Regions from separate parts of the Homo sapiens genome. Here all the other regions are linked to region 2. The links are chromatin contacts, found by Hi-C or POLR2A ChIA-PET in ENCODE. All regions are on one chromosome and are shown on one strand. The core of a region is the stretch at or near the end of the contact, and the rest is flanking DNA. Distances in the headings are between cores, read along the strand shown. Region 1 has its middle 40 kb from the start of REL-DT. Region 2 holds the start of C2orf74-DT (C2orf74 divergent transcript). Region 3 has its middle 51 kb from the start of PAPOLG.

Region 1 (3,961 bases), core at 1,141-3,640, 300 kb after region 2:
TTGCTTGAGCCTAGGAGTTTAAGGCTGCAGTAAGCCATGACTGAACCACTGCACCCCAACCCTGGGCAATGGAGCAAGACCCTGTCTCAAAAACAAAACACACACAGAAAAAAAACAAAAAGCAAAACTGCTGCTTAGTTTCCCACCCCAGACCAATTAAATTAGAAGCCTGCGGGTGGGGCCCGGGACAGGTGTTTTCAGGAGTGCAGCCAGGGGTGAGAACACTGCCCTCTCCTTTGTTGGTGCCATTCCGTCCCAGGGGGAAGATCGAGGACTGTGTCTGGGTGCTGCTGAAAGTGCCTCTAGGTGGTGGGGGGACAGGGCTGTCTTCGGGAGGGAAGGAAGGCAACAGGAATGGCCCACACCTCCACACCTCTGAAAGTGAGGACAGGCTTCTCCCCTGAGGTAGTGAATGAAGACTACCACCAGCCTTCAGGGGCTGCTCCTGACCGTCCTCCCTTAAGCAATTCCTGAATTTAATTTCAGGCTTACTATTCAGAACAGTTGCAGCTTTTCGGTATTTTTATTTGCCTGGTCCTTTGTGGAGGTTTTGTCTCTTCATTTGTATTTTTGTGTTTTACTGTAGTGGCCTAGTTTAAATTCTTTTCTGTCTTCCTTTTAATACTATAATCTCTTAGCCTACAAATTAAACAACCACATCCAATTGTGCCATCATCTGCCAGGTGGTGTGGGCTGGTTTTCTAACTCTTGTCCTACATGTGAGGGACAAATTCTGAATGCATGCCACTCTTAGTCTTCGCTATTCGCGACTATTCTCAATTAAGAAAAGGCTTATAAACGTGGAGACCCTTTAGTATCTCCTGACTTTATTCTGATTTCTTTTTTCTATGGATCTCCTCTGTGGAGATATTCTGGTTTCATAAATGAAAAACATTTATGGGTCAAGCTATGTAGCTTGATAAAAGATCCTACTACAATTTTAACAAATCAGGGGTTTTACCAAAATAATACCACTAGACCTCAACTTAAATAGCATTTTAACAAGACTGTGGCCTCTTTAACATTTGTTAAAATAGCTAGATATAGATTTTTAAAGTTATTTTTATTACATAATATTGAAGATATTATCAAAAGAAATAAACTTTGTTATAATTCTAAACTCATAGCAAAAATTATATAGATTTTGTGTATTATATAGATTATATAAGGACCTTGAAATAATGCACAAATGTCTTTCTAGATGCAAACACATTCTTCATATGACCATTATAATTTCTGAAAGAAAATCTGTATACATACATATGTATTATGTGGGAAAAAAAAGCCATCTACTGTGGCTATCATCGGATTATGAATGATTTCACATGTTTTCACTTTTTTTTTTTTTTTTTTTTTTTTTTGAGGTGGAATCTCACTCTCGTCCAGGCTGGAGTACAGTGGTGCCATCTCGGCTCACTGCAACCTCTGCGTCCTGGGTTCAATCAATTCTCCTGCCTCAGCCTCCTGAGTAGCTGGGATTACAGGCACATGCCACCATGTCCGTCTACTTTTTGTATTTTTAGTAGAGGTGGAGTTGCACCATGTTGGCCAGGCTGGTCTCAAGCTCCTGACCTCAGGTGATCCACCTCCCAAAGTGCTGGGATTACAGGCATGAGCCACCGCGCCCGGCCTGTTTTCACTTTTGTTTGTATTTTTTTGCTTCAGTAAAAAAGAGTTGAGAATAAGTAGAAAATAAGAAATATAGGCATCCTTCTGTATGTTGCAATGAAGGTCTTAATAGCAAAGAAACTGGCTTCTGGGACCAGCAGTATCAGCATCACCTGGGAACTTGTTAGAAATGCAAATTCTTGAGCCCACCCCAGACCTGCTAAATTAGAAACTCTGGGGGTAGGTCCAGCAATCTGCTTTAAGGAAACCTCAAGGTGACTCTGATGCATACTAAATTTGAAGACCACTGTTCTAAAGGATAGCACAAAACCAATTTGGCAAATGCTTAAGAGAGATCCAGTCTGGGAATAGATGTTTTGTTTTGTTCAATTTGGTCTCTGCCCCTTCCCTTCCTCAGCCAACCCGATTCATCTTGCTGCAATCAAACCTGTACCAGTGTTTCTCAACCCTGGCTGGGGAGCTCTTAAAAATGCCTGTGCCCAGGTGTCTCTCCAGGCCAATCTAATCACACCCTCTGTGGATGGGTCCCGGGCATCCAGGTGCTCCTGCTGTGCGCCAGGCTTGACAAATTCTGTTCTATATTCAGGTACTTTTGCGGTTGAAACAGATGATTGTTAACACCTGCCCTCAACTTCTTTCATTTATTTCCTGCAGACTCTGTGAAGCAGAACTCGGGCCTCTAGCGTCTGCTAGTCTAGATCTAAAGGTGTTTCCTGAGGGACAGTTTGGCCTGGCATGCAGGTACCTCTGCAGACCACAACAGTGCACCGAAAACACCCCCTCCCAGCACGCACACAAGTCTGGCTCCTCAGCCAAACATCAAACACCAACACTGCTGCCCATGCCAGATGCCAAGTGAGATAATGTGTGTTATACCCTTAGTGTGTTACAAAGAGAAAAGATTAATAAATGTTAGCTATCCTTATCTTCATTATCTAAATAAGGCATGTGGATCTCTTTTCATTTAAACTCACAAAATACCTGCTTAGAAGGCCTATCATGGTTGTTTCATCTTGAATTTTGTAACCATCAACTTTCATGTGAAGCCAGTGAGGGACCACTCACAGTCATGAGGGATGTTCTAAGCCAGCAGTTCTTAAAATGTGTATCACACGGGATCTTGTTAGAAATGTAAACTCTGGGCCCGGCACGGTGGCTCACGCCTGTAATCCCAGCACTTTGGGAGGCCGAGGCAGGCGGATCACGAGGTCAGGAGATTGAGACCATCCTGGCTAACACAGTGAAACCCCGTCTCTACTAAAAATACAAAAAATCAGCTGGGCGTGGTGGGCACCTGTAGTCCCAGCTACTCGGGAGGCTGAGGCAGGAGAATGGCGTGAACCCGGAAGGCGGAGCTTGCAGTGAGCCGAGATCACGCCACTGCACTCCAGCCTGGGTGACAGAGCAAGACTCCGTCTCAAAAAAAAGAAAAGAAAAGAAATGCAAACTCCGCTAGGCCTGGCGGCTTGTGCCTGTAATCCCAGTGCTTTAGGAGGCTAAGGTGGGAGAATTCTTCAGCTCAGGAGTTCAAGACCAGCCTGGGGAACATAGTGAGACCGCCCCCCACTGCCCCCACTCCACCACTTCCCTGCTCATAAATGAATGAGTAAAAAGAAATGCAAATTCTTTATTTTATTTATTGTTTTTGAGACAGGGTCTCACTCTGTTGCCCAGGCTGGAGTGCAGTAGCTCCATCTCGGCTCACTGCAGCCTCCATCTCCTGGGTTCAAGTGATTCTCCTGCCTCAGCCTCCCGAGTAGCTGGGATTACAGGCACCTGCCACCATGCCCAGCTGATTTTTGTATTTTTAGTAGAGGTGGGGTTTCACCATGTTGGCCAGGCTGATCTGGAACTCGTGGCCTCAAGCCATCCACCCGCCTCAGCCTCCCAAAGTGCTGGGACTACAGGTATGAGCCACCATGCCCAGCCAAGAAATGCAAATTCTTGAGGCCTACCTCAGTACTACTATATCAAAAACCCTGGAGGTGGTGCCCAGCCACCCATTTTCACAAGGCCCCCTGTGTTTCTGATGCATGCTCAGGTTTAAGAACTGCTGCTCTAAGCCTTCAGCCTCTCGAGCTTGTTGGAAATGCATGACCTCAGGCCCCACCCCAGATGACTGATTTAGAATCCCCAGGTCATTCAGATGCACATTAGAGCTTGAAAAGCACTGCTCTCGACTGTCCCCCACGGTCAGATTAGAATTAGAGCACCAGAAAGGGGTACTCTTAGATCAAAGCTTCTCGGCACCCCACAGAAATGCTGTCACAAGACAACAATTTAGGTGTAAGAAATCAACACATGAAAGACATTTCTGTATCTGTGAAAAAGA
Region 2 (4,165 bases), core at 1,266-3,765:
CATGCAGCAAGAGGAAGGTTTTCGATACTGCAGATGGAAATGGAAATTGGTAAAACACTTTGGATGAACTCTTGTTATTCCAAGAAAACTCTTTTGTGTGTAAAAACATGTAAAATAATATTATTGTCTGGGAAAAGTGGCTCACCCCTGTAATCCCAACACTTTGGGAAGCCGAGGCCCGCAGATCGCTTGAGCCTGGGCAGTGAGTTGTGATGGCGCCATTGTGCAGTCTCGGCAACAGAGAAAACCTTGTCAAAAAAAAAAAAGGAAAGGAAAGGAAAAATCTCCCATAATTTCACCTTTTTTTCTTTCTTTCTCTTTTTTTGAGAGTCTTCCTCTGTTGCCTAGGCTGGAGTGCAGTGGCAGGATCTCAGCTCACTGTAACCTCTGTCTCCTGGGCTCAACCGATCCCCCCACCTCAGCCTCCCGGGTAGTTGGGCCTACAGGCGCCCACCACCACTCCCATCTAATTTGGAGGTTTTTTGTTGTTGATGTTCTTTTTGTAGATGTGGGTTTTCACCATGCTGCCCAGGTTGGTCTCAAAACTCCTGTGCTCAAGCAATCCTCCTGTCTCAGTCTTCCAAAGTGGTGGGATTAGAGGTGTGAGCCACACACCCAGCCTCCAGTTTTTTTGTTTTTTGTTTTTTTTTTTGAGACGAAGTCTTGCTCTGTCGCCAGGCTGGAGTGCAGTGGCGCCATCTCGGCTCACTGCAACCTCCGACTCCCTGGTTCAAGCGATTCAATTCTCCTGCCTCAGCCTCCTGAGTAGCTGGGACCACAGGCATGCGCCACCACGCCAGTCTAATTTTTGTATTTTTAGTAGAGACGGGGTTTCACCACATTGGCCACGACGGTCTCCATCTCCTGACCTCGTGATCTGCCCGTCTCGGCCTCCCAAAATGCTGGGATTACAAGCATGAGCCACCGCACCTGGCCCCTTTTTTAATATTATATGTTTCTAGCTTTTTTAAAAAAAGTTATTGTAGTGTTATTTTTGTTTTTAATGAACAGCATTCAGATAATTCAATATATTATAATGAGGAATACATTGAGAAGTCTCTCACCCTATCTCAGTCCTACCCTCCATCTCATAAGAAACCATGACTATTAGTTTCTTGAGTATATTGCCAGAATTTATGTGGAAATAAGGATCATATGACTCTCATTTATCCTTTTCTACACAAAAAGCATAATTTATACACTGTTTGGCACCTGGGCTTTTTTCGCTTAGTAAGATATGCTAGAGATGGTTCCACATTAGTATGTTGGGAACTGATTCCTCACTCTTTTTCATAGCTGCATAATGTTCCATTGTGTGTATGTACTGTAGTTTATAATATCAGTCTTCTGATGGATACTCACGTAGTTTACAACCTTTTGCTATTACAATCAATAATCTCATACACATATTACTTTACATGTATGCAAGTGTATTTGGAGGCAAAATTCCCCAAAGTGGGATTGTTGGATCAAAATGCAAATATTATTCAGTGTGGTTTTGATAACCACTAAGGATTGCTGCATTCTGCTCCTACTAGCACTGTAACACTGCACCTGTTTTCCTGACACCCTCCTATATTGAGTATATTACCAAACGTTTCAATGTTCACCAATCATGATGATTTGCATTTTTATTAAAACTGAAGCTGGCCTGTAATCCTAGCACTTGGTGAAACTGAGGTGGGAGGATTGCTTGGGCTTGGGAAGTGGAGGCTGTAGTGAGCTGTGATCGTGCCACCTGTCTCAGAAAAAATAAAATACAAAACAGGCCGGGCGCGGTGGCTCACGCCTGTAATCCCAGCACTTTGGGAGTCTGAGGCAGGCCGATAACCTGAGGTCAGGAGTTCGAGACCAGCCTGGCCAACATGGTGAACCCCATCTCTACTAAAAATATAAAAATTAGCCTGGCGTGGTGGCACCTGCCTGTAATTCCAGCTACTCGGGAGGCTGAGGTGGGAGAATCACTTGAACCCGGGCAGCGGAGGGTGCAGTGAGCCGAGATTGCATTACTGCACTCCAGCTTGGGCAACACAGGACTCCATCTCAAAAAAATAAATAAATAAATAAAAAACACAAAAACATGCAGCTAAGCATCTTTTCATATATTTAAAGTCTATTTTTAACTACTATTTTTCTGTGAACTTGGTACCCCAGTACTTCGCCCATTTGTCTAATGCACTGCTGCCTGTTAATTCTTAGATATTTTAAATGAATATTTAATATATTTATATTTGGAAAAACTTATCCAAGGACAAAAGATGACGCTAAAACTCCTGTTATAAAACGAACATACCAGCCTTTCCCCCACGAGTCTGGAATCCGGCCAGAGCAGGATTTTAAGACTCTCGGACGACGTCAACATGTCCTCGGATCTGACTGCGCAGGCTCCAAATAGCTCGCCCGAACCCTAACATCTGTGTGCGCATGCTCGCTTGATTCCTAGCGGAAAGTTTGTGTGCGCATGCTCCAAGGAGCCGCGCCCCATCGGCTTCCCTAACGGAAAATCCGCTGCGCATGCTCATAAACCTGCTCTCCTAGGAGACCTGAAGGCTGCTTCCGCTAACCCGGGCTGGCGCTGCTAACCTCACCCAACGATCCCTGCTGTCGGAAAATGTCCAGAGGCACCATCCCTGCTATGAAGAGGGAATGCCAGTACAACAGCCACAAGGGGTCTTCCTGTGGCCCTCAAACAAAAAATCACTGCATTACATCAGCAGGTATTCAGCACCTGGCCCCCTCCAAACGGTGTCTAAAGCGAGTTTTAAAAATTAATGCTAGGGGCGGGACGGCGGGGGCGGAAAAAAATAAAAAATTAAATTACTTAAATTTTTTTCTCTTTTTTTAAAGAGTCGGATTCTCGCCCTGTTCCCCAGGCTGCAGTGCAGTGGCGCGATCTCGGCTCACTGCACCTCCGCCTCCCGGACTCCAGCAATTCTCCTGCCTCAGCCTCCTGAGTAGCTGGGATTACAGGCGCGCGCCACCACACCCGGCTAATTTTTTGTATTTTAGTAGAAACGGAGTTTCACCGTGTTGCCCAGGCTGGTCTCAAACTCCTGAGCTCAGGCAGTCCACCCGCCTCGGCCTCCCAAAGTGCTAGAATTACAGGCGTGAGCCACCTCACCCGGCCAAATTACATTAATATTTTATATTGAGGAGGAAGTTGGTTACAAAGGACTTTCAAAAGTGTCGGGGTTAATAATCTGCATATTTTAAAATATTCCAGGCCGGACGCGGTGGTTCATGCCTGTAATCCCAGCACTGTGGGAGGCCGAGACGGGCGGATCACGAGGTCAGCAGATCGAGACCATCCTGGCTAACACGGTGAAACCCCATCTCTCCTAAAAATACAAAAAAATTAGCTGGGCGTGGTGGCGGGCGCCTGTAGTCTCAGCTACTCGAGAGGCTGAGGCAGGAGAACGGCGTGAACCCGGGAGGCGGAGCTTGCAGTGAGCCAAGATCGCGCTACTGCACTTCAGCCTGGGCGACAGAGCGAGACTCCGTCTCTCTCTCTCTCACGCTCTCTCTCTATATATATATTCCATAGACTGCATTGGAGAGAAAGGCGCCGGGACAGAAAAGCCTGAGATAAACCACCTGTCATTCTTGGAGAAAAGGATGCTGCGGCTTTCCCGATTTGGTTGATGAGATGGAAAATCAACCCTTACAGGAAGGACATCACCAATTCCGGAAAGGATGCTGCGCCAGTCATGTTTCCGCACTCTGTGAGACGTTGAAATCTCCAGAAGTTGCCCAAGGTTTTCAAGCTGAACACAGGAGAAATGACTCTGGATCTCTGAGGACTGTTTTCCTCAATAAGGAGCTGCAATCTTGGCTCCACCACCCTCCCTCCAAAACATCTCGTGTGTCTGGTATCTGGTTATATTGTGGCCTGACAGAGAAGTTTCTTTCGGGGCCAGTGAATTAAAAAAAAAAAAAAAAAGAAAAGCGGGTCCTACCAACTCATTAATACTTTAATACTTTAAATTTCCCTCTTTATAGTAGGTTGAAATGTCAGTATCTCTTAAGAACAATGGCTGAACCAAATGTTTCCTCAAAACTCACATTTTTTCCCACCATTTCAGAAGCTGCCTCAGGACTAAGCTTTGATTTTTTTTTTTTTTTTTAATCTGGCCCAAATTCCTATCTAAGGGGCCTGGGGAGTCAT
Region 3 (4,153 bases), core at 1,437-3,936, 340 kb after region 2:
TCTCGAACTCCTGACCTCAGGTGATCCACTCACCTCGGTCCCCAAAGTGCTGCGATTACAGGCGTGAGCCACTGCACCTGGCCATGACACACTTCCTGACTTTGTTTAAATCAACTTCAATCTGATATTGAGCCGCCTTCTACTGAGCTGACAGGAAATTAATCTCAGTAATTGCTGAATGTCCCACATTCTACCCAGGGGTGTGCCAAAGTCGGCTCCTCCTGGGAAGTCTTGCTAGGCAAAGGCACTGGTCTTCGGCTCATGCTAATCACTGCTGAGGTGCTTCCTGGTCTGACTGCATTGTCCCTTGAGGTTTAATAGCCTTGCTGCTTAGAGCAGAGGAACCTTTGGCAAAGTGAATGCTCCCAGGCCTGGGGTCCAGCCTTCCTAACTACACAGATCAAACCACCCCCTTTAGGACTTGTCACCTCCACCAGTGACCTGACATGGAGCAGCACCCAGACCCCAGTCTGCTGTAACCTGCTATTTCCTCTCTCCCAATCCCAGGGTGACTCTCTTCTCTCTCCTCTTGCAACTCTCAAAGTCCCCACCCCACGAACACCAAACAAAGACAACCAGTATCTGTTCTTTACCCTGCAAAAACATCTCAGGAAAGGAACTAGGCCTGGCCACCAGCTTGGAATGCAGAGAAGGGAAAAACAGCAAACAAAACACAAATTAGCCTGGCACGGTGGCTCACACCTGTGATCCCAACACTTAGGGAGGCTGAGGTGGGAGGATCACTTGAGGCCAGGAGTTTGAGACCAGCCTGGGCAACATAGGGAGACCACAATTCTCCAAAAAAAATTTTTTTTAAAGCTGGGCATAGTCTCAGCTACTTGGGAGGCTGAGGCAGAAGGATCGCTTGAGCCCAGGAGGTCAACACTGCAGTGAGCCGGGATCACACCACTGCACTCCAGTCTGGGCAAGAGAATGAGCCTCTGTTCCAAAAAACAAACCAACCCACACAAATTAATACTGTTGGGAGCCTGCCAGTGGGATTCAATACACGACACTCTCTTTTCTCCCTTGTGAGTTTAGGACACAGACGGAGTCCAAAACATTTGCCTTATTACTAATACAGCTCATTGAAGACAGCGGCTTTGAGTGTGCTCCAAGCACGGGCTCTTCACAGTCAAGGCCACCCGCAGACACAGCAGAGCCACTGCGCAGGGCGGGAAAAACGTAAAAGGGAGGAGCCACAGGGTGTGGCCGCACATGCTTAGTTCCCTCCCCAAGCTGACCAATCGGGTAAGCCACCCCTCCTGCTTGTCAGGGCAAAGCCCAGAGCGGCCCGGAGTTCCTGCAGCAGGTCTGGGGAGGTAGGAACCGAGATTCCCGCTTAACAAATATCCATAAAGATGAGTCTGTCACGCTGTGAAGCCTGGACATCCAGCCAAGGCCTCTCTCTAGGGCTCCAGACCAATACTTCCCATGGTCTACCGTACATCTCCACGTGGATGGCCATGAGGCTAGCTCCAGTTCAACACCCCCAAATCTAAATTCAGGTACCCTCTCCCGCAGCCCTCCCCTGGTATCTCAGAGTTGATTAATGACAATACAGTCAGCCTTCCAGTCCAAGGAAGGTGGGCACCCTCCTCCACTCTTCCCTGAATACAGTTTGTCAGCGACCCCATCCTTTCTACCTCCAAAGTTTGGAACGTATTCCTTTATGTTACTTTAGTTTCTTCTCCCCATACTGCAGGAGCCTCCTTATCCTTACCATCTCCATGCCTCTGTCTTTTCCTCTCCCTCTCTTGTCCATGGGAAGCAGGACTCTGTCTACATTCCAGCCTCATACCTTTTCCCCAAATGCAACTAATGCTCCTTTCACACAGCCCTACTACAACATCCAATTTCCAGAACCTTTCCAGCCTTCCACCTCCCCCAGCTTTCACCTGGAAAACTCTTAATTGGCCTACAACATTCAGCTCTGGGGTTGTTGTTCCCCAACACCATCCCTGACCAAGGCAGAATTAAGGGGTCCCTCTGCAGTGCTCCCAACAGCACAGCATAACCTAGATATTTGTCAGCTAACTTTCTACCAGTCTGAGAGGTCCTTCAGTGTAGGGACAGGTTTAAATCTTGTTTATGCTCTGGGTGCCTAGCTAGCTCAATGCCAGGTGGATGCTAGGGGCTCGATAAACATTTATGGAATGAATAGCCATGTCCCACGGGCCCCATCAATTTAACCTTGTCAAGCCCATAGCATCTTTTCTTCTCTGCTTCCCCACGCCCTTCACCTGGTGACCTTGGTGCAGCTAATTGGTTGAAGAGTGCACAGGGAATTTAATGGTGCTTTCCCTCTGGTGTGCTCAGCTGGAGGCAGGCAAAGCAGGCTTCTCAGCAGGCAGTGAGTGGGCCATGCTAGGGGAGTGACTGCTTTGTGCAACCTCGGGGCCTCCTGCAAATCAGACTCAATCGCCTTCACTTCCTGTGCTTAGGGAGATTAGATACTGCCTAATCAACGCCAATTTTTTTTCTTTTCTTAATATTTGAAACTACCAAGTACCAGTTGCCATCCTAGTGGGTGGCTTTCAGAAATCCCCTCTTTTCTGGTGTTTGACTTCTTGTGAGTTTCAAGAAACCAATCTATTTGGAAAGAACCTGCACATAGAAGTTCTTTGAACTGCTGAGAAGCCCTGGCAGGAAGTGACTTGGGATCTGGGTTAGACAGTTTTGTCTCACTCCCAGGAGAGGTGGGAGTAATGAGATACAGTTGCATCTGTGTGTGGGCGTGGCTTTAGATCATTCCTGTGGCCATCTCTCCATGTGTGGCCCATTTTCTAGATCTAGTCAGAGCTGAAATTAGGATGGCTGTTTCTGCTATAGAACATCTATTACACATTGGTGCTGCACTTTGCCAGGCATTCTGGGAGTCCTGGGCTGGCAGAGATGAGCCTGATAAGCTTTTTCATCTCAGTTTAATGTTATAATCTTTTGTTGTTTGTTTTTTTGAGACAAGGTCTCACTGTCACCCGGGATGGAATGCAGTGGTGTGATCACCGCTCACTGCAGCCTCAACCTCCCAGGCTCAGATGATTCTCCTCCCTCAGCCTCCCGAGCAGCTGGGACCACAGGCATGTGACACCATGCCCGGCTAATTTTTTAATTATTTGTTGAGACAGGGTCTTCCTATGTTGCGCGGGTTGGCCTTGAACTCCTGGGATCAAGTGATCCATCTGCCTTGGCCTCCCGAAGTGCTAGGATTACAGGTATGAGCCACCATGCCTGGCCCTATTATAATCTTTAAGTGAACTAAAGTACTCAGTGAAAAACTTTTTTCTTTTCTTTTTTTGCCAGAGACAGGATCTCACTTAGTTGCCTAGGCTGGAATGTGGTGGCACAATCATAGCTCACTGTAACCTTCAACTCTTGGGCTCAAGCAAACCTCCTTCCTCAACCTCCCAAGTAGCTGGGACTACAGGCACATACCACCATGCTTGGCTGATGTTTTCTTTTGTAGAGACAGGAGTCTCACTGTGTTGCCCAGGCTGGTCTTGAACTCCTGGCTTCAAGTGATCCTCTCGCCTTAACCTCCCAAAGTGTTGAGATTACAGGCATGAACCACTGAGCCAGGCCTTCAGGGAAACTTTGTAAGAATTCAATGAGTTCTACACATTTCTCTGAATAAAACTGTTTTGAGAGGTATACTTGGAGAAGGGCTTGGTAACAGGGCAAAGGCCATGTATTTTCACACTATTGCACAGGAGGTGGAGATCTATTCCTCAGTCTGGCTGGAGAGACAGACACTGGCCTTCTTCCCCGATTCTTGTGATGTATTTTTAGGAGAAGGGACGCTCACTGTGGGTCAAGCACGATGCATAGTGTATGACATATGCTATTTCATGTAACTCATCATGCCACAAAAAAACTCTTGAACTCCACTTTATACTAGGAACTTTTGGATTGCCTCTTTTAATCCATTTAGCAGCTTTTTGGGTGTAGAGTCTGTTATGATCGTCACCACTTTTTCAGAAGAGAAAACTGAGGGACTGAGGCATTAACTTCCACCATTTCTTATAGTCAATAAGTAAGTGCTAGAGCTGGCAACTGAGGCTAGGCCATTGAACTACAGAGCCTCTTAAACCCTTCATTTTTTGTCATATGAAATAAGTGTTGAGATTCCACTTTACAGATTAGTAACCTTGAA

What was found. Hi-C counts contacts between places; a loop is a spot of excess contacts on that map. ChIA-PET counts read pairs that join two places held with the same protein, here RNA polymerase II (POLR2A). Pooled maps may share reads with other maps.
Region 1: a loop to region 2 is called in a pooled map, with 4 times the contacts of the local background. The contact joins the enhancer-like site here to the promoter of C2orf74-DT in region 2. A Hi-C loop is called at or near these places in 2 of 50 pooled maps. POLR2A ChIA-PET finds 5 or more read pairs at or near these places in 3 of 52 experiments (GM12878, Panc1 and WTC11).
Region 3: a loop to region 2 is called in a map of CD4-positive, alpha-beta memory T cell, with 5 times the contacts of the local background. The contact joins the enhancer-like site here to the promoter of C2orf74-DT in region 2. A Hi-C loop is called at or near these places in 1 of 168 maps with a recorded cell type or tissue (CD4-positive, alpha-beta memory T cell) and 8 of 50 pooled maps. POLR2A ChIA-PET finds 5 or more read pairs at or near these places in 1 of 52 experiments (WTC11).

Annotation. Positions count from the first base shown.
Region 1 is chr2:60,839,385-60,843,345 of GRCh38, reverse strand. No RefSeq gene overlaps it. Among named protein-coding and RNA genes, the nearest start is that of REL-DT, 40 kb to the left of the region's middle. RefSeq lists an enhancer at 1,858-2,277. Within about 2 kb of position 2,390, at least 5 of the 41 ENCODE cell types and tissues checked have a DNase peak (open chromatin) inside an H3K27ac peak, as active enhancers do; they include GM12878, where a contact is called at or near this core.
Region 2 is chr2:61,143,325-61,147,489 of GRCh38, reverse strand. C2orf74-DT (C2orf74 divergent transcript) reads left to right here and starts at 2,515. Exons shown (of 2, transcript NR_036496.1): 1 at 2,515-2,717; 2 at 3,545-4,165. It also overlaps a transcript of C2orf74 not described here. RefSeq lists enhancers at 2,337-2,686, 2,381-3,302.
Region 3 is chr2:60,805,669-60,809,821 of GRCh38, reverse strand. No RefSeq gene overlaps it. Among named protein-coding and RNA genes, the nearest start is that of PAPOLG, 51 kb to the right of the region's middle. RefSeq lists an enhancer at 2,468-2,567. Within about 2 kb of position 2,686, at least 8 of the 41 ENCODE cell types and tissues checked have a DNase peak (open chromatin) inside an H3K27ac peak, as active enhancers do.